Regions from separate parts of the Homo sapiens genome. Here region 2 is linked to region 1. Evidence: read pairs that join two places in POLR2A ChIA-PET (ENCODE). Cell type or tissue: HCT116. All regions are shown on one strand. Each heading gives the region's core, and the rest is flanking DNA. Links, peaks and the distances in the headings are about the cores only. Region 1 overlaps TCF7L2 (transcription factor 7 like 2). Region 2 holds the start of LINC02935 (long intergenic non-protein coding RNA 2935).

What was found. Peaks named below come from ENCODE experiments on the same cell type or tissue, not always from the same donor. Only the 100,000 strongest peaks of a DNase experiment are listed, where the experiment ranks them.
Region 2: POLR2A ChIA-PET joins it to region 1 with 5 read pairs; 5 of 35 experiments call an interaction of 5 or more read pairs at or near these places.

What each region holds. Positions count from the first base shown.
Region 1 is chr10:112,950,935-112,966,071 of GRCh38, forward strand. TCF7L2 (transcription factor 7 like 2) reads left to right here. Exons shown (of 15, transcript NM_001367943.1): 1 at 1-11; 2 at 273-339; 3 at 549-673; 4 at 13,622-13,690. It overlaps LOC124902502 (a long non-coding RNA gene), which reads right to left and starts at 1,408. Exons shown (of 2, transcript XR_007062291.1): 1 at 844-1,408; 2 at 1-73. RefSeq lists enhancers at 6,566-7,200, 11,888-12,388, 12,896-13,190 and a silencer at 14,176-14,470. In HCT116, for the core only: no CTCF peak of the experiment used is centred there; DNase peaks (open chromatin) are centred at 7,558 and 8,547; H3K4me3 peaks cover 1,831 bases; H3K27ac peaks cover 2,500 bases.
Region 2 is chr10:112,879,592-112,894,728 of GRCh38, forward strand. LINC02935 (long intergenic non-protein coding RNA 2935) reads left to right here and starts at 11,441. Exons shown (of 3, transcript XR_001747706.2): 1 at 11,441-11,481. In HCT116, for the core only: no CTCF peak of the experiment used is centred there; no DNase peak of the experiment used is centred there.

The DNA of each region.
Region 1 (15,137 bases), core at 7,116-9,615:
CCGATTCCGAGGTAGGAAAAGCCCCTCGGGCTGGTGGGGTTTTTTATCTGTTTCCTGGGCTTGGCAAATGTTGCTGAAAGGGGAGAAATCGGGGCTGGGGGCGGCGGCGGGGCCCGGCGGGCGGCGTGTGCGTACGGTGCCACCATTGCAAAAACTTGTAACCCTGTTTTTTTCTACCCCCCCCTCGACCTCGCCGATTCTTTTTCTCCCCCTTCTCCCCCTTCTGCGTGGCGTTTGCCCCTCGCCCTCCCCACCTCCACCCCTCTGGGAAGGCGGAAAGACGGCCTCCGCCTCGCTCCGAAAGTTTCCGAGACAAATCCCGGGAAAGTTTGGAAGAAGGTGAGTACGCCCCGCGCGCCCCGCAGCCGCCCGGAGCCGCCCCCCGGGCCGGCCGCCCCGCGCGCCCCGGCCCCGCGCCCGGCTCGGCCTGGCCCTGCGCCGGCCCGGTCGGGGCGCCCGGCCCCTCGGGGCACTTTCTAAAAAGTTTCTCCTCACTCTCTCCCGCTCCGCGCGGCCGCCGCTGTCCCCTCGCCGCCCCGCCATGTTAGCGGCCAAGAGGCAAGATGGAGGGCTCTTTAAGGGGCCACCGTATCCCGGCTACCCCTTCATCATGATCCCCGACCTGACGAGCCCCTACCTCCCCAACGGATCGCTCTCGCCCACCGCCCGAACCGTAAGTGCCTCCGCGCCCGGCCCCCGCCCGCTGCCCGCCCGCCCGCGCCGCCCGCCGGGCCCCGCATGCGGCCCCTGCCCTGCCCCCTCCCCGCCTCCCCCTCCCCGCCTCCTCCCCTCCCTCCCTCCCCTCCCCCGCTCGTGGCCCAGGAGGCCCGAAACTCTCCAAACTTTTCTGCCTTTTGTGGACTGGATTTGTTTGCACTTCGCCACGTTCTTGCTTTCAGTTTGCTGCCTCGTGATGTTGGGGAGACCTCTCTGTCCAAGCAGGGCTTTGTTGGTGGGGAGGGGGGGGAATCCGAAGAACTTTCCTTTGCGTTCTGGTTCCCCCTCCCCCTTTGGTGGTGGTGTTTGTTTCTTCACCCTGGGAAGATGACTCTGTGGCTCTTCCTTTGCTCTCTCTCCCTCTCTCTCCTTCTCTTCCTTCCCTCTTCTGTGGCGTCTTGGGCTTTCCCCGGTTAACCCCTTGGCTGCCGCTGCGGGCCACGAGTGACTGACTGTGCTGCGCCCGATGCGCGGGGTAGAGAGTGGGTTTCCTCCAGGCATTGGACTTGAGAACTGGCTAGCGCGCAGAGCCCGGGGCCCTGGAGAGGCTCCTTGGCTTTCTCTTTTGGGCGACTATGTATTTAGCTTTCTAGTGGAGATTGCTGGCTCTCGGCCCTCCTTCCCCCTTCCCCTGGAAGGTCACACTTCCCAGATTGGTCCCACCGCAAACTTGGGGGCTCTGAGGCGTCCTTTTCTTTGGCAACCCGCAGGGCCGCGAGCGCCCTGGGCGCCGTGGCGGGCTCCGCTGCCCGGCGCACTGGCTGCGGGCTCTCCCGGGCCGCGCAGGGCAGCAGGGCTGAGTGGGGCGGGGAGGCCCCTGCGGCCCGGATTCTTGGTTTGTGTGCAGCCGGAATGGACTCCTCCAAGCGGACTTGTGTATTTCTAGGGAATTTTGGCGCCTTGGGATGTATGGCGGGGTCGGCGCTCGCCAGCTTCCGTGTAGGCCCGTCGTGGGCCCCAGGGGGGCCAGAGACCAGGGTGTGCGGGCTCAAGGAGGTGCGGGGGCCGAGGGAGGCTGGGGCGCCTCTCCTTCAAGGGAGTGGGCCGCCGATCGCCGGCCACCCAACTTTGGGGGCCCCAGGGCAGCGCGGGGTGCCGGGCTCGGGGGGCGCTTCCTGCAGGGTCGGTCCCGCGCCCAACCCTGACATTTGTTAATACGGCTCATCCCCTCCCCCACCGGCCTGTGCCCCCTGCCCTCACCCTGAACCCCCTCCTCCTCATCCCTCCCTCCCTCTTCTAAGAAGCCTGGATTACGAATCCCTGGACGCAAGACGCATTTGTGCCCGGCTTCCCGGTATTGTCATTTTACACCTTCTCCAGTTTGGTCCCCTACCCCTTATTTACACACACGACTTTTGTTTTTTCTTTTTCGGTAACTCTAGATAGCAATTTGAAATAATGCACCCACTGTTCAGCAGCCATGGATTCGGTGCTAATGGCCGAGGGCTTGCCGGACGGGAGTCGATCAGATCTACAAGTGTTTTTAAGCATTAAAATATTAACTATCAGGTTTGACTTGCTTTTTTGGGCCCTGGCAAAATGGCAAGGGCATGCTAGACCGGTCATTTTTTTTATGGCTAGGGAAGAGAAATAATTATTCCCCCCCTGCCCGGCGCCCAGACATGCTTGGGAAGCTGGGAGAGCGGTTCGGCTCAACCCCCTTCTCCAGGGCCAGTTCCACCAGGCTGCAGGGGCCGCGCTCTGGGCTTGCAGCTGTAGGGGAAGCACAGTTCGCTTACTTTGTATTTTTCTTGGGAGCTTGTGGGGCATCTTAAACGGGACCGTTCGGCTCAGAATCGCAGTGTTCGCCTACCAATAAACCGGACCAAGCAACATTCCAAAGAATCCCTGAGAATTTCTGCCTCTCCTCCCCTCCCCCTTCCGATGGAAACCTCCCTGGTATTATTTTAAAATCCACTTAACCATCTGAATATTGAGCTTTGATGGCGGGCTTGCTAGCTTTCTTGACTCTTTTTAAACTCGCTGTCTGATACTGGCAATCTTGCCATCCCTTCTCAAACTTGAGCAGTTGTGTTGTCTTGTAATTAGCAAACAGGGAAATTGCTAAAGGCAAATAAATGATTTCCCGGTGAGAAAAGGAAGGCTCCCAATGATCGGTCCCTTTTGTGGGCATTATAGGAATAGACGGCGTCTAGTTATTTTAATTGTGGACATAGCGGGTGGCCTGGTGCTGTGACATCAGATTGAGTCTCAGAACACATTTCTGAACTCAGTAGGCAGTTTTAGTACTTACATGTCAAACACCAGCAGACATCTTTGTGTACACTGCCCCTTCGTCCTTCCTCCCTGTTACCTGGGTTAGATTATGTGCTCCAAAATTAAAGTTATTTATTTAGGCTGGTCAGCAGAGCAGTGGAAATGAGGATGGTAGGCTGTTGTGTGTCATTCCTGACGTCTTCAATCAGAAGGCCAGCTTGCAATCCAGATTTGATACAGCTGCGGGAGGAATGGAGGAATGCATAGGCAAGATAGCGGGCTTCCCATACTCTTCTGAAATCCTTAGTGTTTTATAGGGTGTGTTTTTAATGGCAAGGTGTAAAGACAAATTTCGCTGTATGCTTTATTATTTTCCCTTTGCTCCTTGGTGGCGGTGATTTTTGCTACATTTTCTGTTACTTATGGTGTACCTGTAAGCAGCTGCATCCTTTAAAAAGCAAACTCTCTGGAACCCTGATTTCTGCTTTTTTATTTAAGAATGTAAAGAATTAGAGAGTATCATTAAATCGGCTTATGATGAATAATACATTATCTCAAGAATAATGCTTTAATTGCTGAAGACACCATAAAGCTTGATAGTAATAATTTTATTTTAAAATGACAAAGATTTCTGCATAATATTAATTTAGTCTTTGATTCAGTAATAGGAATGGCTTTTAAAAAGACAGATTCAGATACAAAACTGCATTAAGGAGAGGTCTAGTTAAGTAGATGGGAAGTGTTAGAACTGCAAATATTAGAACTGTGGTAACATTTGTATATTAAAGATAAGAATACTGTAACCTATTAAAGTTGATTGGAAAAAGTAGTTTTACATTTCTTTTTCCCTCCTGGCAAAGTGGAAATAGGAATATGGTGGTTGAAATTCCAGTTAGGTTTGAAATTTCTTTTTAAGGACTTGATTATTCGAGCCCTTGCATCTTCTCTTATCCAAAGTTATTTGCTTTTCAACCGAGCTCTTTGCTACTAGGTTGAACAGATAAATAAGCTGCATCTTGAATTCATTTTTGAACTTGGAATCCAGCATTTAAAGGAAACCGAGAGGGGCCTATTCATTGGGATTTTATTTAGCCGGGCAACTTCTCTTTCTGGCTTGTGAAAAATGGACGTTTTTTCCTCACTGAAACAACATAATCCTTTCTAATACAAAAGATTTAGACCTTGGAGTGTGAAGGGTTAATGGTGGTCCTTCCCAGTTGTCCTCCCACCCCCCCACCTCACCCCTGATTGTTTTGACAACACTTTTCAAAGTGTGACATTCCAAGCCCCTACATAACAATGTAATATTACTGTAATTACACAGGTCATTACATTTTAAATAGAGAACAATAAAATGCTTATCGCCCTGAAAAAGAACAGGTGTTCTTACCCTTCTTTGGTATTTATGCTAATTGTTTTTCATCTCCTTCAGAAATATTTATGGCGAACATGTTTAGATTTCAATCTCAATGCAACCGTATTAATTCCATGCTAATCTTTATAGGTTGGGGTTTAATGTCTGCAGTATGGATTATAGGCTCAACATTCACCCAATAAGTCATATTTTAATGATTATAAATTAAATATGCCAGCGCTTTCCACTTTGTTGATATTGAAACTTTCTGAAATCCCAGAAACAAACTCAGGCATTTGGGAGCCTAACGAGCTTATCTGGAAGACGTGTTTTTGGAAACTTTTGACTGTTTAAGGGAAGGAGCTTTGACTGATGCCCTCTGTGTCTGATTGAGAAAGAGTTTTTTGAGGAAAACAATCCTCGTTCTTGCTAGGAGTTCTTCACCTTGATTTTAATTTTACTGATAGGGATTTCATTTAGAGTCATTGCTGGAAGTTGGTCAGCTTTCTGTTTCTTAGCAAGCTGTGAAAAAGTTACCGGAAGGTTTCCAGGGGCTTGCAGATCAAGAATGCTGTTCTGTTTGCCGTGCTGGATCGCTGCAGTTCTGCACGCCATTGAAAAAAATATTTGCTTTAGAAAACTAGCATTTTAATAGTTGCACCAGAGGCTGTGCTTTTAAAGATTACAGTAGAAGTCTTTCCAGGTTTCGAATGCCTCCTTACATCCCACGAGGTGCCCCTGGCTGTGTGCAAAAAGTGCCTAGATTTCTCGGTGGAGAAATCCTGGTGCAACTTCTCTTACACACGTGCAGTGGGTAAACTAGAAGGTATCTAAGAGGATTTTACATTTTGTCAGATGTTTCACAACAGGCCCCCCTGAATCACATTAAAAATGCACTGTAGAGAAAGGACAGCTGCAAATTTTTGTGTGGACGCGTGTTTCTGGACCATGACTAAAACTCCGAGGACCTTTCCCCCAGCTGTCTGGAAGTTATGTGGAAGTTGGTTTATTGGCAGTTAAGTATGAGACAACCTGGATTTAGCAAATGCTCTCTCCTGCACAGGAAGTAGATGACATTATATTGGGGGAAGGGAGGAGATTTCAGGCAAGGAGTGATTTACCTTTTTTTTTTTTTTTTTTTTTTTAAATGCTGGAGTTGCCAAATAAATAAGCACTTTCCAGGGAAGTAAGTGTAAGCTTTTTAGTCTTGGTGAGTGGCATTAGATAATATCTTTGACTGCATTTATAATTCTTTTGAGGTGACACATTTTAAAGTTTGGAAAAGGAGGCTGAACCAAATTCTTGAGGGTCTTATTTTCAAAGGGGTGTGTGATGTGGGCATCTGAGTTTCTTCTGGGAGTGAATATTGGCAACTATGTAAGTAAATCTTCAACTCTGACTTATAATTGAGCACATTTGTGAAGGAAATGGTTAATTTTACAACCAAAGGCAAACTCGCACCTCGACAGGTCTGCTGAAAGAAATGTGCCCCAGTCTTTTTGCTGGCAAGCGCACCACCAGGTCATAAATCCACAGGCTTTATTTACAGCCCATAACACTTATGAATGTTAAGATATTTGACGCCACGTTGGCCTTATAATATTCAAGGTCCGCAGACATTGGCAGTAGCTCAGATTTCTCTCACTAATTATAAGCAATGAGATGGGGGGAGGTGGTGGTATCCTAATGCAAATGCTGCCCTCCCTTCTCCGCTGACCCCCACCTCTACAATCTTGAGTTTACTGAGACAGACGCCACCACTCCTTTGGCAGCTGACTTGTACGTTTCCTCTAGGCTATTGTTATACACATTTATAAAGAGCACTTTCAGGAATGGAAATTCAGTGGGGGCTCTGCACAGATGCCTTTTTCAAAAGCAAAGTTGCTCTAGGTGTTTGCATCTTTTCCCTTTTCTTTTCTCCCTTTTTCCTTTCTTTCTCTTTTCTTAATTCCCCCCAACACCCCCACCTTTTTTTTTTTTTTTTTTTTTTTTTTGAGATTACATTGCCTATATTGTGCATTTTCCCCAGGAATACTTAAAGAAACCTGGTATGGGAGACGGCTCTTTAATTTATATGATGTTCCCCTGAGTGGAAGGGAAAATGTACACATTACATAGTACACTAGTTAAACTAGTTAACGTGAGAGTTTTTAAAAAAGTGAGATGAGGTGAAGAGAGTTGACTAAAAGAATATAATAGGTGAGGGGAAAAAAAATCCAGGTTTACACTGGGGATGGGAGGGCTGCTTATTTGTGAAAAATGTACTGGTATCTGCGGGAGGAGGCACAGAAAAGTAGCCAGAGGAGACAGAATAAATGCCTAAGAAAGATAAGAAAAGTATAATACAAGAGAACAAAGATTTGGGTTTGGGGGAATTGAAATTGGAGATTGGAAGTTTCCTTATGGAGGGGCGTGGGAGTACCCTGGGCTGGGCTATTAAAAAGGGATATTGCTTTGCTCAGCAAAGATGGGCTGCGATCCCTTCATTACCCAGGGTGTTCTACCTAGCCACAGATGTGTTTCCTATCAGTTACTGTGTAAGCATCTGAGGGTGAGGCATTATCTGTGGTGGAGACTGGAGTGTGAGAGAGAAGGCCAGTTGTCCTGCTGATTTTAATTTATGTTGAAAAAGTGGGCTGTTCTGGTGTATTACAAACTGACTACGCGGTATAAGGAGGAAGTGAGATTCAAAGGTGTTTGCCAGGCCAGGAGAGATGATGGCTCTCATTTCTGACTGGATCCTTCCTTCCATCCAACCCAAACTTAAAGACCCAGGCCGAAAGGTTTTCTTTTCTAATCAATGGCATGCAGAAACTTACTAGCCCTCAGGGATAGATATGAATCCCTAAACAGCTCATTACAAAGAAGGGGCTGTGGGATCTTTGAACGGGTTATCAGCCGAGGTGTTCTTTGCTTTTCCCAAGATAGGTTTTTTCTCCTTAGGCACATCTGATTTCGGGCTAGTAATTCGACCTGTTATATTTTATTCTTTTTGTCATGCAGTAGCCCCAACCAGGTCGGTCTACGGAGGAAGGAATGGCCAGGAGTGGCATCAGCCCTGAAGGAGTTAAAATTGCTCCCTAAAGTTTGGCATCATGAAAATAAATTTGAGGCCTGGTAGGCATTAGCAGGGCACAGCACATTTACAGAGCTTAATTAGTACGCACTGTAATTGTTCATGGTCTGCCAGAAGAAGTAATGTTCAGGAAAAGTGGAGTCCCTCTCTTGCAGTCTTCAGCTTGAAACCGATAAATCACTTGCATATTTGTGTAGTGATTCAAATGGAGCTAAGACCTCTCCCATCCCAACATGTGGTAAATTGTAAAGTCAATGAATTGCAGATGTAGGCTACAGTGAGATTCTCTAAGAAAATGCAGAATGAATGGGAAAGAGTGACGCTATAAATATTTACTGAGAAGATAACTAGATTCCTTCGTGCTGGGCCAATTATGATGTACTAAAATATATTAGTAAAATGCTTAAAAAATTGAGAGGATTTGTGTGGGTCTTTGGGTGGGTTGGTTTGTTTTGGAAAGTGAAATAAAAGGCACTATGTTGTTGTCGTGTCAGTTTTATTAAGCCTGAATCACAATGGCATACCCAGGGAAGGACACATGAAACCCACATTAATGCAAATTAATTCGTTATGAGTTGCAGCACTGCGACTGCTAAGTGGAGTAATGATGGGGCATCATTTTAAGAGTTTTAGTGTAGCAACTTTTAATGAAAAATGCTGTGTTAGGAACATGTCTCAGCACTTCAGCCCACGTGTTTTTCTATATGCTAGAAATATGTTTTGTACAAGAGCAGGAAACTTGATTCACTTTATTTTTTCCCCCAGACAGTTTAAGAGCTTTAATTATGTTTTGACGTTGAAAGAAAATCATCTAGTTTTTCTCAAAAATCAACCCAGAAATGCCCATCACCATAAAGAAGTTCAAGCTCAACTTTTTTTTTTTGCGAGACTTTGCAGCACAAAGTGGAGAAACGATGAACATAGCATTTCCCCGCAGACCTACAGATAAAACTTTCTTGAAGCGACTTTTTCCCCTTTTTTTCTTCTTAGAGAATTTTGGTCTCAGGCAATGTTGCAAGTCAATACTTCTTTCCCCAAATGTGAGTAGGTGGATACGTATAGAAGCTGTAAAAGTTAATGATCGTTCTCTGACTCATAGCTGATGGTTTCAGGTTGAGGAAAAGAAAAATTAATGAGGGTAAATAGACATTTGATGGAACATTGAGACAGTAGGAGAGATTGTTCTTGTGTCTAAAGGCATGCATTTTGTTGCAGCAGAATTTCTGAGGCAGAATGCCAGGAAGTGAAAGGGGATGCTGTCGTTAAGTTATTGTTTAGGGATGGTACAAATGTTCAGTGTCTAGATCTCTGCAGGAATGTTTAAGCTCAAGTACCAGGCAATGCTGGTTTTGCCTTTTCTCTTGAAGTCAGAGGCCCCCCTTGGTACTTTTTATAAGGGCAGGCAGTCACCCAAAGTCTTGGTCAAAAGTTTATTTCCCATTAAATGTAAAAGGCTCTCAACACAGGACTGGGGGCAGTGGGGTAGGGGAAGCTGGGCTTATAATGGCCTGTGGTTGCTCAAATGACTAATGACCTAAGAAAAGGTCTTAGGTATACTAAAAAAAAGTATTTTGTTTCTTAAGGTAATTACATGGAAATTAGATTTCAAGTGGCTCATGGTAGCAGCTACAGGGTAGAGAGGAAAGTGGACCAAAAAAACTAACACCTCCTAGGAAATGATCTGTTTTTTTTTTTAATATAGATAAGAGAAAGCCAGGTGATTCATAAAACTGAAAATAAAGTAAATGTTCCACCTCTTCCCAATTTAGCAGGACGAATAGGCATCAAAAATTAATGTGCATCATGTTAGAAGTTAGCTTAGTGCTGGAAAAACCAACAGAGGATTTCAATTGTTTTAATTGTCTTTGAGGAGGAGATTCCTGTGGTTGAAAAAAGCTGTTTCCCATTCCATGTCTGGGTATCTCTGATGTTTTGCATATCAGAAACATCAAATTTAGAGCCCAGTAGTGATTAGAAATAAGATGAAGAATCTAGATATGATGATAATAAGGGAAGGGGTTAATCTTAAAATGTTGGTCTTTACATTGCTGAAGAATTTTGCAAGCCTGTGCTGAGAACTGCCGAGTCTTCACCGTTCTTCCTCTGGACAAGTGAGGGCTGAGGCATTTGTGGGTAGTAGAATGGGGGATGGGCTTGGTCACTGATTTTTGTTGAGAGCTTCATGGGAAGCAATGAAATGGAAAATACGCTGGAGTTCTCATCTGGTGACTCCCTGGGTACTCCAGGCAGGGAAGTGCCATTTTGAAGGTGTGAGGCACAGCCAGGTGAGAGCAGCCATGTTTGCCGGATGAGGAAATGATGTGGAGTGGTCTTGGAGCACTCCTGGTGACTGGTGCAGGACAGTCCCAAGAGATGAGGCAGATGGGAACCTGTTTTTTTTTTTTTGAGATGGAGTTTCGCTCTTGTTTTCCAGGCCGGAGTGCAGTGGTGCGATCTTGGCTCACTGTAGCCTCTGCCTTCCCGGCTCAAGCAATTCTCCTGCCTCAGCCTCCCGAGTAGCTGGGATTATAGGCGCACACCACCATGCTGGGCTAATTTTATTTTTGTATTTTTAGTGGAGATGGTGTTTCGCCATCTTGGCCAGGCTGGTCTGGAACTCCTGTCCTCAGATGATCCGGCCTCCTCGGCCTCCCAAAATGCTGGGATTACAGGCGCGAGCCATTGCGCCCAGCCTGGGAACCTGGTTTTTATTTTATTTTATTATTATTTTTTGAGACGGAGTTTTGCTCTTGTTGCCCAGGCTGGAGTGCAATGCCTAGATCTCGCTCACCGCAACCTCCCCCTCCCGGGTTCAAGCGATTCTCCTGCCTCAGCCTCCCTCATAGCTGGGATTACAGGAATGCGCCACCACGCCCGGCTAATTTTTGTATTTTTTAGTAGAGACGGGGTTTCACCATGTTGGTCAGGCTGGTCTCGAACTCCCGACCTCAGGTGACCCCCCCCCCCCCAACCTCGGCCTTCCAAAGCGCTGGGATTACAGGCGTGAGCCATCGTGCCCGGCCAGAACCTGGTTTTTAAACTCAGATGTGCCTTAGTCATCTTGTCCTGGACTTCGCAGTCTCACCTCATATTCCAAAGCACACAAATGGCCTACCATCTTTTATTCTTCCTTCTAGCTTCTGGAGAGAGAAATGATTGTTCCAGTTTAGAATGCCAGGAGTTTACTGGGTGTTTGTATTTTTTATCTGTGCCTTAAAAAAATTAGATTATAATGAACAAGACATCTTTATGTTTTACAGGGAAGGAAAAAGCAGTGAAAGTATGCATTTTCGAAAGAAAAGTGTGTTGGGAAAAGAGAGAGAGGGTGGAAACCCAAAGGAGAAATAAAAATTTTAAGTCCTTGTTGCAGTAGCTGGAGGAAGTGAGCTTGGAAATCTCTCCAGCGCAATGGTTGCTGGCTGGGAAGAAAGATCTGACTTAGACACAGAATAAGCTGCTTGTGCTGGGTGTGTTTGTGAGCTGGGTGAGGTTTTCTGTGTCGCTGGGCACGTGAGGGAAGTTACGTGGCTGGGGGGTGGGGTGGGGGGCATTAGAAGGGAGTATGGGTGTCTGTGGGCGCTCGCGTGTGCGTGTATGTGTGTGTGTGTGTGTGAGAGAGAGAGAGAGAAGGTAAAATTAACTTTGTCCTATATGTTGGTTTCTCTGCTAGAGTCTTAAGGAACTTGCAGCTGCATTTTTATTGTTTCAATTACAGCATTCTCTCTAGGATTGTTGGTGTTATTTGGGTGATGATGAAGGCAAGGATTAAGAACAGAACTGGACAAGTGAAAATTGAATTTGGATTAACCACAGTTTGATTAATTTATTCATAAGATTGTGACTATATGAATTTTTTTCAACAACATATCCTTAGTTATCAGGTGTCCACTCAATTTTAATTGACAATATAAGATTCCTATGGTAACCCTGTGTACAGATTGCCTAGGGGCTCTGCAGGGATTGTGGGAAGAGAAGCTTGGACAAGTTTCCATTAAGATCTGAATCAGGCGATTGGAAAAGAAGAGAATAAAACCAACTGAAAAGAGAGGGACAAGTTGTTAGTGTTGCCTACTCTGCTTTGAAGGAGAACCCTCCTCAGACAAGAGCTACTTTCTGGCCAAGAATTCCAGGCTCGCAGAGAAACCTGTCCCAGGCACAGAAGTTGTTTTAACATGATGCAGAATTGTCACAGTAATTAGTGCAATCTCCGTTTACTGACTGGCAGTTTTTACACAAAGGAGATAGGGACAAAGGGTGCAAAGTCATCTTTGTTTTTCAGCAGGTCACTTTACTTATTTATTTTTATTTTTTATTTTTGAGATGGAGTCTCACTCTTACCGCCTAGGCTGGAGTGCAGCGATAAGGTCTTGGCTCACTGCAACTTCTGCCTCCTGGGTCCAAGCAATTTTCCTGCCTCAGCCTCCTGAGTAGCTGGGACTATAGGCGCCCGCCACCACGCCTGGCTAATTTTTGTATTCTTGGTAGAGACGGGGTTTCACCATGTTGGCCAGGGTGGTCTCAAACCTCTGACCTCAGGTGATCTGCCCGCCTCAGCCCCCCAAAGTGCTGGGATTACAGGCGTGAGCCACTGCGCCCTGCCAGCGGTTCACTTCAGATACTGCTTCTGAGTATGTGTGGGGGGCTGTGTGTGGGGGACAGATCTTCTGTTGTTTTAGGGCAATGTGGTTCATTACTCTCCTTTGACAGGTATAGGGTTTTTTTCCCACCTACTTCATTGTGTCTCCTTTTAATTTTGATTAATATTCTGTTTGGGGCAAGCAGACTTACATTATATCTATATATAAATATATATGTAATGTTTTCTATTTGTTTATTTGGAACAGATAAAATGATCTCAGAGCCCACTGCATCCTAAAATGGATATTTATAGACTTAGCCCATGAACAACATGGATTTAGACTATTTTTTTTATGGGATTACTACCCTTGTGTTTATTTTGAGTTAGTTCAAAAGTTCTTATGTGATTTTTTCCACTTTTATTTATTTTTTAAAACTGTGTGGACTGAATTGTTTTTCTTCCAGGGAGCAAGATACAAATTATCTGGATCTGAAACTCGCAGCCTAAATTACACTTTGTGCTAGTAACACAGACGTGTTCTGGTAGTAGTAATAGCACAGGAGTAGTAACGGTAGTTTATTATAATACTACAGATCCATTTTTGGAAATGCAGTTGATTTGCCTGTTGCAAGGAGGGGAAATGGACATCAATTTCACAGGGTCATCTGATTCCTCATTAGTAGTTCCTATTTGGCAAATTAAAATGCATTTTCAGATAATTGTTGAGATCCTTCAGTGATTATTGTATTGTTTATAAAGTAAATCAGCAGATGGTGTTTGTTTTCCCAATTGATGGGATCCCAAGATTAGCAAGTATTACTTGGGAAGATGAGAATTGGGTGAACAATCTTGCTCTTCCTATTTCGGGATACCTGCTTCATTGATGGGTGGTCTCTAGGACTTCAGAGGGAAAGGCTGAGGATAGACTTAGACCTTGGGGAGGGTCTGAGCCAATCAGTGACTTACATTCACTCAGTTGCCATCTAATAGGTGGTCCTCCCTTAGAAAATTGGCGGCTTTCTGGCAGTGTTTGGCCCTCTCTTTGGGGAAGTGTGGATTACTAGAGTGCAGGCGACAGAGATGGCCTGGGATGGACAGCTTAGTCATCATGAAAGAATGTGTAAGGCATCGGGTGGCCCCTGAATTCTGTCTGACACATTTGTTTTCCCAGAAATAGAATTGCATTGGAGAGTTGGGGCCCAGTTATTAGAAATATGGGGATGGGGTGCTTGTACTTGTTGCAGTCTTGTGGCTTCTCATAATCTTTTCTCTCCTAATCCTTCCTCTTGCCTACATGTTGCAATTCTGATGACTTTTTGCAGCGCACAGTTCATTTTTCTTCAGCATCCCGCTCAGCACACTGGCTTCCTTTATGTCTTAATGGGCATCCGTCTTTCCTTTTCATGTCATTGATTCTCACTCGTGGCCCCCATCTTCCCTGTATGCTTATTGAATAGGTGCTTAAAAAACAAAAACAAAAACAAAAACAAAAAAACTTTACCTTAGATTGTTATGATCATCTTATCCATAGCAACAAATGAAAGTACACAGGTCTTGATTGAATGCCAAGGCTGCAGTTCAATCTAGGAAGGTTTGTCTGCTATTCATAAACTGCTTAAGATGTTTTCTTGTAGTTTGTGACATAAGCAGAACGCTTTGATTTGGTTTCTTTCTACAGCTCCATTTTCAGTCCGGCAGCACACATTACTCTGCGTACAAAACGATTGAACACCAGATTGCAGTTCAGGTAGGAAACGCAAGAGATTCTGAAGCTTGAATTGTCTATATGTAGGTCTCTTGTGTGTTTTATTCTCCGCCCCTTCCCCCAACTGAGATAATGATGATGATGATGATGATGATGATGGTGGTGGTGGTGGTGGTGATGGTGGTGGTGGTGGTGATGGTGGTGGTGGTGATGGTGGTGGTGGTGGTGGTGGGGGGGGGTTGAATCACTGGGGGAGAAGGGGAGCAAAGGAGAGAGAAGCAGGAGAAATGCTGCTGAAATGATTTAGAGATATGGAAAGAAAGAGAAGGCTGTGCTTATTGTTAAGAGTTTCTTGACCGGGCATAATGGGCACACAGACCCCAGCTTGACTACTGTTTTTCTTTGCTTAGGGAGGGATCTTGAATTGGGAGTAAAACGGGGTGGCACAATGTGAATGGGAAGGCTTAAGGGGAGAGGTGGGAGAGGAGGCCGTGCAACAGCCAGAGGGTTGTTTCTGGTGGATCAAAATCATGTTAAGTGGTGCTAAGAATATCTCTTTGGACCTGATCATCCTGAAATGTTGATTTCTCTTGGACCTGTCTATGTATGACACTAAATGTGCTGGAAGGGAAAGGCGACAGATCCCAGCTTCTGATGAGTGTCCTGTTTCCTGCTCACGTAGTACTTCCATTCTCTTAAATCCGAAGGCTAAACAAATCATGGACTAATATAGACTCGGAGCTGAACTGATGCCAGCAGAATGCAGTAGAGGAGGGAGAGCAGACTAATACGATTTTCGTCTGTCTGCCTGGCCTTGCTGGGATGGATGTACCTCATGGTGTAACTAATGGTACCAAAACTTCTTGAGTGTTCTGGCTTAACCCTTTGAAGGGATTCTCTTGAAACCGTTTGCTGTAGTGTTGAGGTCTAGCTGGAGAGCCTTCTTTTTTTGTGAGTTGATGTTGGTTTGTTAGATCATTTGTGTTATTCCATGACTTCTTTTCTGGGCAAGAGCCCTTGCAGATAACTTGTCTGTGTGTGTGTATATGTGTGTGTGTGTGTGTGTGTGTGTGTGTGTGTGTGTGTGTGTGTGTGGTCTTAGGTAGCTGCAGCCACAATGCATCTTTGTAGCTCTGTCATCTCAGTTCTGCATCTTCCTTGATAAGACTTCCAGATAGCTGTTTGCCCCAGGTAAACGGAATTATTCCGCCAGTGAAAAGCATGAGTCAGCAGACATTTTTATTTGGTGCATTCCTAGTGTTTCTGTACTCATTTTCAGGCCACAGCAACTTATTTTAAAAATATTTGAGGCTGGGTGAGGTGGCTCATGCCTGTAATCCCAGCACTTTGGGAGGCTGAGGCGGGCGGATCACTTGAGGTCAGGAGTTCGAGACCAGCCTGGCCAACATGGTGAAACCCCATCTCTACTAAAAAATGTAAAAGTTAGCTCAGTGTGGTGGTGGGTGCCTGTAATCCCAGTTAATCAGGA
Region 2 (15,137 bases), core at 7,884-10,383, 71 kb before region 1:
CCCAAAGTGCTGGGATTACAGGCGTGAGCCACCGTGCCTGGCCTGAGCTATGGCTTCTTAAGACCATGAGCTTTAAGGTCAGGCTGCCTGGCTTCAAATCAATATTTTGCTGCTTATAAGCTCTGTGTCCTTAGACAAAGTATTTAGTCTTTCTAATCCTCAGTTTCTTCAAATGCAAAATGGGGAAAATAGTAATATCTATGGCTTGGGTTGCTATGAAGATTAAATGAGCTGTTATTATAATTTTTTTCTTTTTCACTCTGTCACCGAGGCTGGAGTGCAGTGGTACAATTAGCTTCTACCTCCTGAGCTCAAGTGATCCTTCTATCTCAGCCTCCTGAGTAGCTGAGACCACAAGTGTGTGCCACCATGGCCAGCTAATTTTTAGAAATTTTTTTGTAGAGATGAAGTCTCCATATGTTGCCCAGACTGGTCTCAAACTCCTGGACTCAAGTGATACTCCTGCCTCAGCCTCCCAAAGTGCTGAGATTACAGGTGTGAGCCACCACACCACCACACCCAGCTTATGATAGCCTGTTATAATTCTTTTTTTTCTTTTTTCTTTTTCTTTTTTTTTTTTTTTTGAGACAGGGTCTCACTCCATTGCGCAGGCTGGAGTGCAGTACACAGCTCACTGCAGTCTTGACGTCATGGACTCAGGTGATCCTCCTATCCCAGCCTTCTGGGTAGCTGGGACTACAGGTGTGCACCATCATGCCCAGCTAATTTTTCATATTTTTTGTAGAGACAAGGTTTCACCATGTTGTTCAGGCTCATCTCAAACTCCGGGGCTCAAGTGATCCCCCTCCCTCTGCCTCCCAAAGTGCTGGGATTACAGTTATGCGGTTATGAGCCACCATACCCAGCCCGCAATTCTTAAAATACCAACATTATCCTCCCTGAAGTCTGTACCATTTAGCTGTTTCCTATTGGATCCTAGGCAGGACTTTGGGACCAGGTCGTGCTGTGAGAAAAGGTGCAGGAACAGTGTCAGAGTTGGGATAGTGTCAGCCAGAGGAAAAGCAGGTGATCTCTCAAGTAATAGTTAAAGAAGACCTCAGATTCCTGTTAACTGCAGCCAACCTCTACCAAGAATAAGGGCATCACATCCTCAGACTTTACAGATCTAATTTTTCTCCTTCATGGATGGAGGAATAGCAGAAAGAACATGGGTTCTGGTATGAGACTGATGGTTCAAAGTCCAATTCTGATCCTTCATAACACTTTGACCTCTCAGAACCTTAGTTTCCTCATGTGTAAAATGGGGATGACATTACCAACTTCAGTAAGAAAAATCACTTAGAATAGTAACTACTCAGGTCATCATTCAACACAGATATTTTGAGCCTAGTCTGTTACAAGCCTTCTGACACGTGGCAGGGTGAACAGTATACTCATGCACTCTACCATCATGGACCTTAGACTAATGAGGAAGGGAGCTATCGCTCAACAGATTCTAGCAAAACATGGTGAGTAATTTGATAGGGGAAGTAAAAGGAACTCAGGATCTTATAAAGGGAGGTTTAAAACGTAAGTTAGGCATTTAGAAGATGAGTAAACAAAGAGGAGAAGTTGAAGGACTGATAAGGAGCCCAGAGTGAAATTGAGGAAAGCAAGACTTCTGTCTCAGCCTTGTGATTTGCATGGGATCCCTCTCATCTCTAGCTCCAGGAGTAATTTCAACCTCTTATCATAACAACTGATTGAGGTGGCTCAGTCTTAAGCCAAACAGCACATGGCATTTCCACAGCAATTGTTTTGGGATGATCCAATTAGAGCAAAGATAAAAACTCTTTGTTCCTATGGATGTGACCTAAAAAGCTGTGTCGGCAGCCATCTTACAACTATGTGGGAAATTTGACTGAGGACAAAGCCGATACCTCAGAAGGGGACAAAGATTGAAGAATTGCAGAGCCTGAGCCCTGATCAAACTATACCTGAAGCTTACTAACCATTGATCTTTTGACGATGCATGAGCTGATAAATCTTTGTTTAAGCCAGCTTGTGCTGAACTTTTTGTTATTTTTATATTTATTTATTTATTTATTTATTTTTGAAATGGAGCCTTGCTCTGTCGCCCAGGCTGGAGTGCAGTGGCACGATCTTGGCTCACTGCAAACTCCACCTCCCGTGTTCAAGCAATTCTCCTGCCTCAGCCTCCCGAGTAGCTGAGATTACAGGCACCCACCACCATGCCTGGCTAATTTTTGTATTTTTAGTAGGGACGGGGTTTCACATATTGGCCAGGCTGGTCCCAAACTCTTGACCTTGTGATCTGCCTGCCTTGGCCTCCCAAAGTGCTGGGATTACAGGAGTGAGCCACTGTGCCCAGCCCTTTTTGTTATTTTTAAATGGAATTATTCTAACCAATAGACAAGAGAAGAATAGTTTGAGAAATAGGAAGCAAGTACAATAGTATCTGATGATATCAACATGTCAAGCAAAACAAGGACAAGAAGTTTCCTTTGGATTTGGCAATATGAAGATAATTTGTGACCCGGGCAAGATAAGTTTCAGTAGTAGGGAGTGGGGTGACAAGGAGAACTCTATGCAAGCTTGTACGGCACAAGTAAGTGAGCAGAGGACCCGCTTGATTGTGTTTGAGGGACGCAAGCAATACATAGTCTCTGTCATCAGAGTGGGATTGTATTTTGTAAGATCTTAAGCATTCTGTGTTATTGTCCCACTATCCATCAAAACATTTCCCCCAAATCCTTTAACTGTTTGGGTTCTGGGCTGTCCTGTAGGTTTAACTATAAAAAGTACAGTGTTTCAAGTAAACTGTGTAAGAAGCTTCCGTCACAGTTGACCAGTTGGATTAAGTTTTGGCCTTTTTCCCACTAATATAGTTACTGCTTCCTAACATTCTGGGGACAGGGAGTCTCATAGCCCTTAGAGAATTAGCTTAAAACCATGAACCCTTTCCCTTGGAGAGAAAATGCCCCCAAATTCTGTACACATTTCTGAGGCTTCATGATCACTATGCAGCTGGCCTCACAGATTACCTGGGACACTGCCCAAGCTTGCCATCATTTATAAGCTCTAGTGAATCAAAATTTCCTTAACTGGGGTCTTGTTCCAATGAATGAAGGATTCCAACTCATCAAACTAGCTCTCTCTTCCCGCCAGTAGCTCCTAGAATTCCAGCTTTCTCCTTCAGCCTTCAGGGGTTGATCAAGGTGGAGTTTGTTGCCTTCTCACCCTGTCAAAACACCCACACCAGCCTCACCTCTCTCTGCTTCTCTTCCCAGTTCCTCCTCCACCAAGCACAAATCTCCAGCCCTGGCCCTAGTAAAGGCCATGAATGTAAAAGGTGTTTATGGTCATACTCTCACTCACTCATCTCTTCATTCTTGGGATTCTACCTGCAGAGTGAGGCACAGTTCTCAGACACCTGTCCCATACAACCCTGGAAACCACACTCAGGAATTGGGAGGTGAAGACATGCAAGTCCAGGATGTGACCTGCCACTAACACATTCCCTACCTGTGGCCTGAATTTTTCCCATCATGCTCCTCCTTCAGTATAAAATAATTCACTTGTCCCGAAGTGCTGGTTTCAGCCCAGCTGAGAGATTTGCTGGTGAGGAATGGAGTGATGTAAAATCTGAGTGCAGCTCTGGCCCTCTGATCTGGAGTAAAACAACTTTGCCCTAATGGTATGCCTCCCACCTGAGCTCAAGTAAAGGGTCTAAAGTATTTTGTTTTGACCTCTGTTAACACTTATAATTATGTCCTGTTTGTTTGCATGCCCACCAGTCATCCTCACTAGCTCCTTTGGGGTGTAACCATGGATAATTCACCCTCGTGTATTACAGATAATAACATTAACAAGAGTGAGTGTGGACTGAGATCTCTGCTCTCTCCCAACCCTATGCAACACTATCTATTACTAACCTCTCTTAAGTTTTTTTTAACTTTTTTTTTTTTAATCAAAGTCTCGCTCTGTTGCCCAGGCTAGAGTGCAGTGATGCAATCTCGGCTCACTGAAACCTCTGCCTTCCAGGTTCAAGTGATTCTCCTCCCTCAGGCTCCCAAGTAGCTGGGGTTACAGGTGCACACAACCATGCCTGGGTAATTTCTGTATTTTTAGTAGAGATGGGGTTTCATTATGTTGGCCAAGCTGGTCTCGACCTCCTGACCTCAAGTGATCTGCCCGCCTCTGCCTCCCAAAGTGCTAGTGTGAGCCACCACACCCAGCCTTAAACTTTTCATTCTGTACTAATTTTGCAATTCTTCTGCAATACTAATATTGCAAAATTAGTGCAAAAATTCCCATATATCCTTTACCCAGCCCCTGCCCAAATGTTAACATCTTGCACAACCACAATAAAATAGTCAAAATCAGAAAATTAACACCAAGGCAATACTTAACTCTATGGAACTAATAACTAACTATATCTAATAATAGCTAATCTCATTCAAATTTCACCAATTATACCACTGCTGGACTTTTTCTGGTCCAGAATCCAGGGTTTCATGTTGCATTCAGCTGACATGTCTCCAGTTTGCTTTCATCTGAGGTAGTTTGTCTTTAACACTTTTGAAGAGTATTGGCCAGTTAGTGATTTATAGAATGTCCCTTCCTTGGATTTGTCTGATGTTTCTTCAGGATTAGAATCAGGTTATGCATTTTTGGCAAGAATACCACAAAAGAAATGCTGTGCCTTTTTCAGTGCATCATATCAGGAGGTACATGATGTCAATATACAATGATGTCATTACTGGGAATGTCAACTTTGATCACTTGATGAAGGTGGTATACACCACCTTTCTTCACTATAAAGTTACTCTTTTCCCCTTTGTAACTGATAAGTATCTTGTGGGGAAATTCTTTGAGACTATGTAAATATCCTCTTTGTCATCATACTTTTCCCACTAATTTTAACATCTATCAGTGATCCTTTCTTGAAAACAATCATGACTGGGGTGTTTGCCAAATGCTGATTCTCTATTTCCATATTTCTTTCTCCATTGAAAACTGGAATTCTGTAAGGAAGAGGTTTTCTCCTCTCCTTTTTGCTTACTTATTTATTGACATCAGTATACATTCATAGAATATTAACCCCATTTTTTCATTGAGAAAACTGAGGCTGAAAGATGGATAATATGGTACCCACAGCCACAAAGCTAGGATGAAGGAGAGCCAGGATTTAGTCTTGCGCCACCTAAGTGCTTAACTGATACTTCTTCATGACAATGCAAATTTTGTAACTTAGCACGGTTACCTCTTTGCTTTGATTACCAGGTGATATAGTTTGGCTGTGTCCCCACCCAAATCTTACCTCCAATTGTGATAATCCCCACGTGTCAAGGGTGGGGCCAGGTGGAGATCATTGACTCATGGGGGCGGTTTCTCTCATACTGTTCTTGTGATAGTGAATAAGTCTCATGAGATCTGATGGTTTTATACATGGGAGTTCCCCTAAATAAGCTCTCTTGCCTGCCACCATGTAAGATGTGACTTTGCTCCTCTGCATTCACCTTCCACCATAATTGTGAGGCCTCCCCAGCCATGTGGAACTGTGAGTCAATTAAGCCTCTTTCCTTTATAAATTACTGAGTCTTGGGTATGTCTTTATTAGCAACGTAAGAACAGACTAATACACCAGGAAATTCAAATTTAAGACTACCTTCAGTAATACTGCCAGTTCGTACAACATGCAAATTTTGCTACTACATTCTCTTATTATTGTATCCTGTTTCTCTCTTGTGCCCATGTCATTATCTGTGTTTTATTTTCTCAATCATATTTGTATTTTTTTAAATCACCTGAAATCTTTTTAGGGGAGAAAACAAATAATAAATAAACATATCTCTGAGGCTAGGACACGATAGGTTGCTTATTATTACTTGATGTGAATCACTTTGATTGCTGAAATGCTGAAAGATTGTTTCTTGACAATGGTGGCCACAAGTGGTCCTTAAGACTTGTCCACAAGGACAAATTCACAGAACATGTAGAGACACATACCTTCTTTCTGTGGCTCCTAATAAATGAGTGTGCCCAGATGGGGTTATCAGAGGATGTAATGATGACAGCCAGGTACCAAGTGCTGAATGCCTAAAGTTGATATATGGAGGAAGGAACATTTTTAATGATGTCTCAACCATCTTTAAGATGGAACCCAAATGGCTTGTTCTGGGACACTGTTTGGAGATTAAAGAGACTGAGGGGGGCAAGCAGTGAGCTCTCTGAGACTGCAAGTATTCGAGCAGACCAGACACAAGGGCTTTTGCAGGGCGTGCCAATGTCACTTGGAAGATGTGGATGGTGGAACTCTGTGCTTTGCTTTCCAGGCTCCATTTTCCCTCCTTCTGGGAAGCAGGTCTAAAGTCTGGAATGCTTCTCTCCTCCACTGTGACTGTATAGTTAGGGTAAGCTGAATTCACCCACAGCTCCAGGTCTTTAAGCCAATACGTTTCACCTGTCCCCACCCATAATGTCTGGTTCAGGTATCTGCAGGTAACAACCCAGAGTCAGAGATGTGACAGCCAGCTTCTAGCACCTTCTAGGAAAGAGAAGCTCATCTCCTCCATGGAAGTTTATAGAAGAGGTATGCTGTCTTCCCCAGTGATGGAGGCTGTGAAGTAGGGAGCTATAGCAGCCTGATGATAGAGTCAGCCTGAGGCTAAGCCAGACAATGGGAGCTAAGAAATGGAACTATGGTCTGAGCTGTGGCTCTCGCTCCATCAGAAGCCAGATATCTCCTGCATCTCCTGGACGGTGACAAGACCCAGCAGTTTGCCATTCTTTATTAAAACAGTTTGGTTAGAGGCTTTGATCATTTGCAACTGAAAGAATCATAAATGTTAAAACTAGATGGACTAAAAATCAGATTTAGTTTTAGAACCACTGAAGGAAGTTTACTAAACACACAGAATGCCTTTGAATTTGTATCAAATACAAATATGATTGATAAACATCCCCTAGTAATTCTTGTGCACACCAAGACCTGGAAGCCACTGATCTCTGCTCAAACACATTAAGACTGGCCTTTGAAAGGTCCTTAGTGTGTCCTTTTGCTCCCTCCCCTCCTCCTCCTCCTCCTCTGCCCCCTCCTCAGCCAGGTGAGAGACCCCCAGGAAGAAGGCCTGGCCCCAGCCCCGAGCTTCAAGGCTTTCTATTTATATGCGAAATTGCTTGCGTTTTCCTAGTTAGTGGCAGATCTGCCTGTTTGATGTTAATGAGTTTGTGAACCCAACAAAAACATGAAAGACGAGGCTTTTCCAAAGAGGAAAAATAGAAAATAAAATGCCATCCAAAATGAGACAGGCTTGAAATCCGCCTTGCATCTCACCAGCCCCTTTCTCTGTCTTCCCAAAGGGGCACCTTTCATCCAATTGAGGAAATCAAGATAAAATGCCAGCCTGGTGAATATCCTGCAAAACCAAATTGATCTGATTTGCCTGGACAAAGAAAATGAGGAATTTGGCTGATCAAAGTGGGCACAGCTCCCTCTTAAGCCCCACCCACCCCATCAGGCCTCCTGTGGATAAGAAACACAAATCTCTCGCACATCAGCGCTGCTCTCATATTCATTTTCAAATAGCCCCTTGCATCCTGGTGCAAATCTTAGCTGTCTCCTAATAACCCACTTTAGGACATAGATGTTCTCATCTGATATTATTAAATGGAAAGGGGCCGCTTTCTAATCTGGAGAGAGGCAGGGGCATTTGTAACAGCCAGAATCAAAGGCCTGGTCTCTTTCTGTTCCTAATTATCAATAGTGTTTTATAATCTTATTAATATTGATACACAGTATACTGAAGATCTGTTAAGGCGTAATGTATGTGGAAGATAATTAACAAGATCCGAGTCAGATCAATCGCCTATTTGACAGCCAACGGTGTGTGGCTTATAAATTATACATATTCTAGGTATTGCTCAAAATGTTTAAAGTTTCAGTCCAATCCTTCCGATCCAGCGCTGGGGGAAGGCATGAACCTAAAGGTACCGTCCCCAGCCTATTGGAGCCTTCTCTGCACACGCAGGACTCACTCTTACTTAAAAATCAAAGGGTTCTGTTAACTGCCAAGATCTACACAGAGCATAAAACACACCTTCTCCTTGTAAAGTGCAGAAAAACAAAAGGTGAAATCTTGTAAGAAAAGAGATGATTAACAAAAGGAAGGTAATTTGCCTTTTGATTTCTGAGAGAAGGTAGCAGTTGGGTGTTTCAAATGGCAGAGCTGATCTTGCCTGCTGACGCCAGTCTGTAACAGAGTCAGATATTTGGTTGCAGTAAATGCAATTAACAATCCCAATTAATGTGTATGTTTGGGTGGATTGAAGAGTTTAAACTGGACCAGGTGCAATGGCTCACACCTGTAATCCCAGCACTTTGGGAGGCTGAGATGGGCGGATTGCTTGAGCCTAGGAGCTTGAGGCCAGCCTGGGAAACATAGTGAGAACCCGTCTCTACAAAAAAAATACAAAAATTTGCTGGGTGCGATGGCACATCTCTAGTCCCAGCTACTCCGGAGGCTGAAGTGGCAGGATGACTTTAGCCCAGGAGGTCAAGGCTGCAGTGAGTCAAGGTTGAGCCACTGCCCTCCAGCCTGGGTGACAGCAAGATCCTGTCTGAAAAAAAAAAAAAATTTAAACTGTGCTCTCTTGCTCTTGGTCAAATAGTGTGTGTGTGTGTGTGTGTGTGTGTGTGTGTGTCCATGTGCTGTGGACATGTGCTGTGAAGTCACTGAAAATTATTTTTTCTCTGACAGCATTCCTTTAGGGACAATCTGTCCCCCATTCTATAATAATCCCATTGGGTCCATGCAGTTCGGATGGGTCTGACCCTAAACCAGCAGGCACAATACCCAATTTGGCCAATCAGATTCCTCTCACCATTTATTTTTCAGTCACCAGAAAAGATGGTATGATTTCCCACTGGGTTTTTAAGCAAGAAAGGTACAAGCCTTCTACTGCTGGTGGTCTCTTTGCCACCAGGCAGAGAGAGCCTGCCTGAGAAGAAGCAATTCAGAGGAAAGTGCAACCGGGGCATGAAGAGAAGTGGGTTCTCTTCATGGACCACTGGGCCACTGCACCTGGCCCAGTTTAAGCTCTTCAATCCACTCAAACAAACACATTAATTGGGATTGTTAATTGCATTTATGGCAACCAAATATCTTACTCTGTTACAGACTGGCGTCAGCAGGAAAGATCAGCTCTGCCATTTGAAACACCCAACTGCTACCTTCTCTCAGAAATCAAAAGGCAAGTTACCTTCCTTTTGTTAATCATCTCTTTTCTTACAAGATTTCACCTTTTGTTTTTCTGCACTTTACAAAAAAAAGTTTAAAGTTTCAGTCCAATCCAAAAAAAAAGCAGCCCTAGGATGCTAGTCCTACTAGCATCACTTGAGCTCCTGGATACAGCTGTGCCTGAAGTATACATTGGGACTCTCAATTACCTGAGCCAATCATTATGTCTCCTTTTCTGCATAAGGCAATAAGAATTGGGTTTGTATCACTTAACTGAAAAAATTCTAGCTAACGCAGGCAATTGAGGCAACATTTTTGGCCCTTCTTCTATTCTTCTCCACAATGCCAATGAGAAAGGTAGGCAACACAATGAAGTTCGGGAGCAGGAAAAGGACGAGCCACCATAAAAGAGAGTGCAGCCCTTTTATCAAGACGATAGGGGCCTGATGTAGTGGCTCACACCTCTAATTCCAGCACCTTGGGAGGCTCTGGTGGGAGGATCACCTGAGGCCAAGAGCTTGAGACCACTACCAGCAACATAGCAAGACTGTCTCCAAAAAAAATTGAACCAGGACTGGTGGTGTGCACCTGCCTGTAGTCCTAGATATTCTGGAAGCTGAGATGAGAAGATTGCTTGAGCCCAGGAGTTTGAGGTTACAGTGAGCTATGATTGTACCACTGCACTCCAGCCTGGGCAACAGAGTGAGACCTTGTCTCTAAAAAAGACAGTGGGGCTGTGATGAGGAGATGTGGCCTGGTGCTGAGCCCTGCAGATCTCCAGCATCCATCACATTTAACTGGGGAGACCGCAGGGCTTTACTGCAGAGCTTGTAGCCTCCATCAAAAGGAAGTCAGGGTTTCAGAGAGTCCTCCAAATCAAGCAGTGTACTGGCTTGGACTGGGGAAAGTGACAACCTACTCAAAAGGAAAAGCTCCCTGAGCCTAAACAGTCCTTGGGATTTGCAATGGGTCATTGTGAGGACATTGAGTGATGTCGAGGTACCCCGTGTATTGTGGTGTTGGGTTCATGGAGGTTCACCGTGATGATTCAGTGCAGCCTCGTCTTATTTGCTGGCTAGGTACTAAAACCAGTTTTAAGGTCAGCATCACAGATGGAGTAACGTGGAACTGCCACTAGTCTCTACAGGGCTTTGGCACAAATTGGAAAAAGGTACCGCCTTTGGATAGACAAATTAGAAAAAGGTATCTCTTCTAGACAGAAGACTGCAGCAGAGTGCAGGGCTTGGAAAGAGTACTTCTAGCAGGAATTTAATTGCCATTTGTCCCCTTAGGCAGCACTTTGTGCAGTGCACAGACTGGACAATGGTATGTGGCAGCCCTGAGTAGAGACTCCCTAATCAGCCCCCACTAACTAACTCTGATCCATTGGCTGCTCTTCCTGGCCTCTGTAAAACATCCTAGGGCATGCGTGTCCATAGCCATCTGAATGCTCAGGATTGGTGCATTTCATACTCTCTAGTATTTCCATGCACCTCTGCTTCCCCAGCTGAGTTTAATGTTTACCATGAACCCACCAGATTAGTGGTTTGGGTATACCCAAACCTGCTTATACCACGACATTGCCATGAACTAATTTAACAGAAAAGTATGGCAGCCAATGAAATAGGAAGAAGCAAAGAGAGCATAGTGGTATCTATGAAAACTAAAAGCATACTTTGGAATTATAAAGGCAAGTTGCTAAAAAAAAATCCTTAAAATTAAGGAATTATTTGGGGGTAATAGAAATGCATTGTAGCTTGATTGTGTTTCACAGCTGTATAAGACTGTATCCAACTGTTTAATGACATTGAATTATGTGTTGTAACTAGATGCAGTTGATTATATGTAAATTATTCCTCCATAAAGTTGATAGGAAAAATACTAAGTGCAAGTGAGACAGAATAAAAGATAGGAGAAGAAACATAAAACTCCCAAAGAGGCTTGCAATCTGATTGTTCTTCAGGTGTCTTTAAGATCTGGCTTCACCTTAAGAAAACCACAACTGGAAATTGTAAATGATGTGCATTTGGCTTAGGCAAGAAAGAGAAGCCGGAACTCCAAAGACCAAACCCATTCCTTTAAGAAAAGCCTTGGTTCTACATCAAAAGATTGGTAAAGAAAATGTATACTTACCATGTTTAAATTTTGTTTGTTTCGTTTTGTTTTTGTAGATGGAGTCTCGCTCTGTCACCCAGACTGGAGTGCAGTGGCGTGATCTCAGCTCACTGCAACCTCTGCCTCATGGGTTCAAGCGATTCTCGTGCCTCAGCCTCCCCAGGTAGGTGGGATTACAGGCACGTCACCATGCCCGGCTAATTTTTGTATTCTTAGTAGAGACAGGGTTTCACCATGTTGGCCAGGCTGGTCTCGAATGCCTGGCTTCAAGTGATCTGCTTGCCTCAGCCTCCCAAAGTGCTAGGATTACAGGCATAAACCACCATGCCCAGCCACCACGTTTAAATTTTTAAAAGCATTTAGAGTATATGCATATGAATTGTTTTATAAAGTTTCTCCATTTTAACTGATTTTTTTGTGATGAACTGCCAACTTATACCCTGACCCCATCACACAACAAGCCTTCCACAGTGGTCTAGTCATCCTGAAAATCCCGGAAATCATCCTTAAAGGGTGTGGTACTGCCATATCGCAACAAATCCAGCACAACCTATTTTTCCTTTTTTTCTCAAGGGAAACGGTTGCTCTTTCTTCAGTTGAGCCTGTGTGTGTGAGGGTTGCTCTTTCTTCAGTTGCGCCTGTGTGTGTGTGTGAGGGCCACAAAATGCTGGCTCCCACCCTCAGTGTAGGAGCCATGGCTGAGAGGTGCATCCTATGGGAGGCCCTTCCAGAACACAGGCTTTCCCAGGGAAATGCCAGGTGCTACACCATTTACATTGTTCTGTGTGTGTGTGGCCATGTAGCTGAGTTTCTTATAACTTAAATTTTTATATGCTGGGATTCTGCCATATATCCACTTATATACAGCAGTTCATTCTGTATCACTTCTATTACTTCTACCAACTCCAGAGCCACATGCTGTAACGGGCTCTCCCGCTTAGAATCACTAAGCATTAGCAATAGGAGTGTGGTCAATGAGATTATCATCCCAGTCCTTCCTTCTTTAGCATTATAATCCCCCTCTCATTGCTTCACCAGAGCACAGAACTTCTCTGTCCCTAAACATTGGGCTTGGCCGCTGATGTGGCCATGCAGACATGACAGGAGTTGTGGGCTAGCAGGAACAGACATAGACATGGAAATATGCATGCTGTGATGAATGACGCTGGCTTTATTCTGTGGGCAATGGTGAGCCATGAACAGTTTAGGGTTTCCAGCAGCATTACTGTGATTATGACATTGAGCAAACTTTCGCTCAGCTGTCAGAGAATTGGGTAAGACAGGTACTGTAATTTTTTTTTTTAGGACAGAAATGGGTTTGTGCATTTGGCTTGCTGTCTTTTCTTTCTGCCATATGCCATGAAAAGAGCATGCCCTAAGAAACCATTAAAGGAAGTTAAGAGACACAGGGAGAAAACCTCGACCTACCCTACTGTCTGAAATGAAGCCCAGTCAATCCATACCCTAAGACAGTGCTGCCTCAGCCAACTCATATAACCACGAGCTGGAAATGTATGCATTTTTGTTGTATGCAACTGAGACTTAGGAGCCTTTTGTTATGCAGCATTGTGGAATAAAAACCTAACTGATACAAAGGGGAAATGAAAGAGTTTCTAGTCCAACCCACTGATTTTGTAGCTAAAATTATTTACTCTGTAATATATATATTGCTTAGACAGTTTCTGGTCTCAGTTCCATCATCTGTGAAATGAAAATACCATACCTGGCCAGGCACAGTGGCTCACACCTGTAATCCCAGCACTTTGGGAGGCTGAGGCAGGTGGATCACCTGAGGTTGGGAGTTTGAGACCAGCCTGGCCAACATGGGGAAACCGTCTGTACTAAAAATACAAAAATTAGCTGGGCAAGATGGTACACGCCTGTAATCCCAGTTACTCGAGAGGCTGAGGCAGGAGAATCGCTTGAACCCAGGAGGTGGAGGTTGTATGAACCAAGATCATGCCACTGCACTCCAGCCTGGGTGACAGAGTGAGACTCCATCTCAAAAACAAAAAACAAAAAATACTATACCTGTCTTAACCAACTCTGATAGCTGTGCAAAAGTTTGCTCAGTGTCATAATCAAAATAATGCTGCTGGAAACCCTAAACTCTTCATGGCTCACCATTGCCCATAGAATAAAGCCAGTGTCATTCATCACAGCATGCAAATCTCCATGCCTATGTCTGTTCCTGCTGGCCTGTAACCACTTTGTTTGTCCCCACACTCACACTCTGTTGCTGCCATTTGAATTATTTGCCATTTCCCAAACTGTCTCTGATCTTCTCTCCATGGTTTTTCTCTCATTGGTCTCTTCCCTAACAAAGCCTTTCCCTGCCATCTCACCTTTTGGAAACCTTCATGGTGTAACTTAGATATCACATTCTCCAAATGGCTTCCCTAATCCCTTTAGCTGAAATTAAGACATATTTCCTTCTGGATGCTTAATATATTTTACCTGCATTATAGGCATTGGGGCCAAGTCCATCAGCCACACTGAGTAAGAACAAGCTTTATGATTCCAGGGATCAGTGTTTGTTCATTTGCATCTCCCAAGGACCCTAGTCTATGAAGCACTGTGTCTGCTCAATGTGTGTTGATAATCAGATATCTTAGCTTCAAGAAGCACAGTCACTGTAGCACACTATGGTGGTGTATTTCTTCCATGTTCTAGTGTCCTCCACAGTAGATAAGCAATGGTACTGACCCACACGTGGATGATGAACTGAATAGCTGCCATTATTGAGCACTTATTCTGGGACAGGATCTGCATTAGCATACTGCACATTTTGTCTAATTTAAATCTCTCCACAGCCCTCTTGGTTGTCTCCAGGATTTGTTTCATTTAACAGATGAGATACGGCAAGGACTGTTATGCATCGTCCTTTTCTTCCTGAGCACCCAGCTAGAGCACACTTCCCAGATTCCCTTGTGGTTAGGTGAAACCATGTGACTGGTTCTGCCCAGTAGAATCCGAGGGGAAGTAGCATGTGCCATTTCCAACCCAGGCCCATAAAAACCTCCCCTGCAAAGCTCCTCGCTCCTGTTCTGCCAGTAGATGTAGAGGATCCAGCTAATGACCTTGAGGTCTAGAGGATGGTGGAGCCACCAAATGCAAAGAGCTTGGGTTCATGACACCTTCCAGAGGAGGTCACCTGCTGAGTACTCCTGTATTGAGCTGTAATATGATCATGAATTCAATTTCTATTGTGTTTAGCCATGGAGATTTTAGTATTTTTACTTGCAGCTGTTACATGAGGAAACTGAGGTTCAGTTTAAATGACTTTAGGCTGATTATATAATAAGTTAGTCAGAGAGGGCTATGATTTAACCCAAACCTAGCTGTCTCTGATTCCTGTGATTCTAATTACTACAATATACTGCCTCTTTGCTAAGGGAAAAAAAAAAAAAAAAGCAAGCAAATGAAAACAAACTCCCTATGGGGGCAAACTCAGGATTTTCCAAACTGTGACTCCCCCTGGCTCTGGAATGTTGTACCCAGCAGAGTTTTGTGAGATTGCTGAATAGTTGCCTACTTTAAGGGAGTGGGGAGGCAGAGGGGAATGATGTGTGTTGATTCCCCACACACGCCAGGCACTTTACATACATGTTATTTCCCTTCACAGTAACCCCTGGGACAGTATTAATGCCACTAATTTCCCCATTAAGGGGGAAAAAGATGTGTCAGTTGAGGGGTAACTGTTAAAAATGCATACCGCCAAAAGATGAATTTCGGGCTCTGGTTGAGTTGGATTGAGGCTCTTTGTTTTTGGGGTTTGGCAAGGCTCTGAGAAGCTAAGCAACTTGCTCGTGTTTCTGT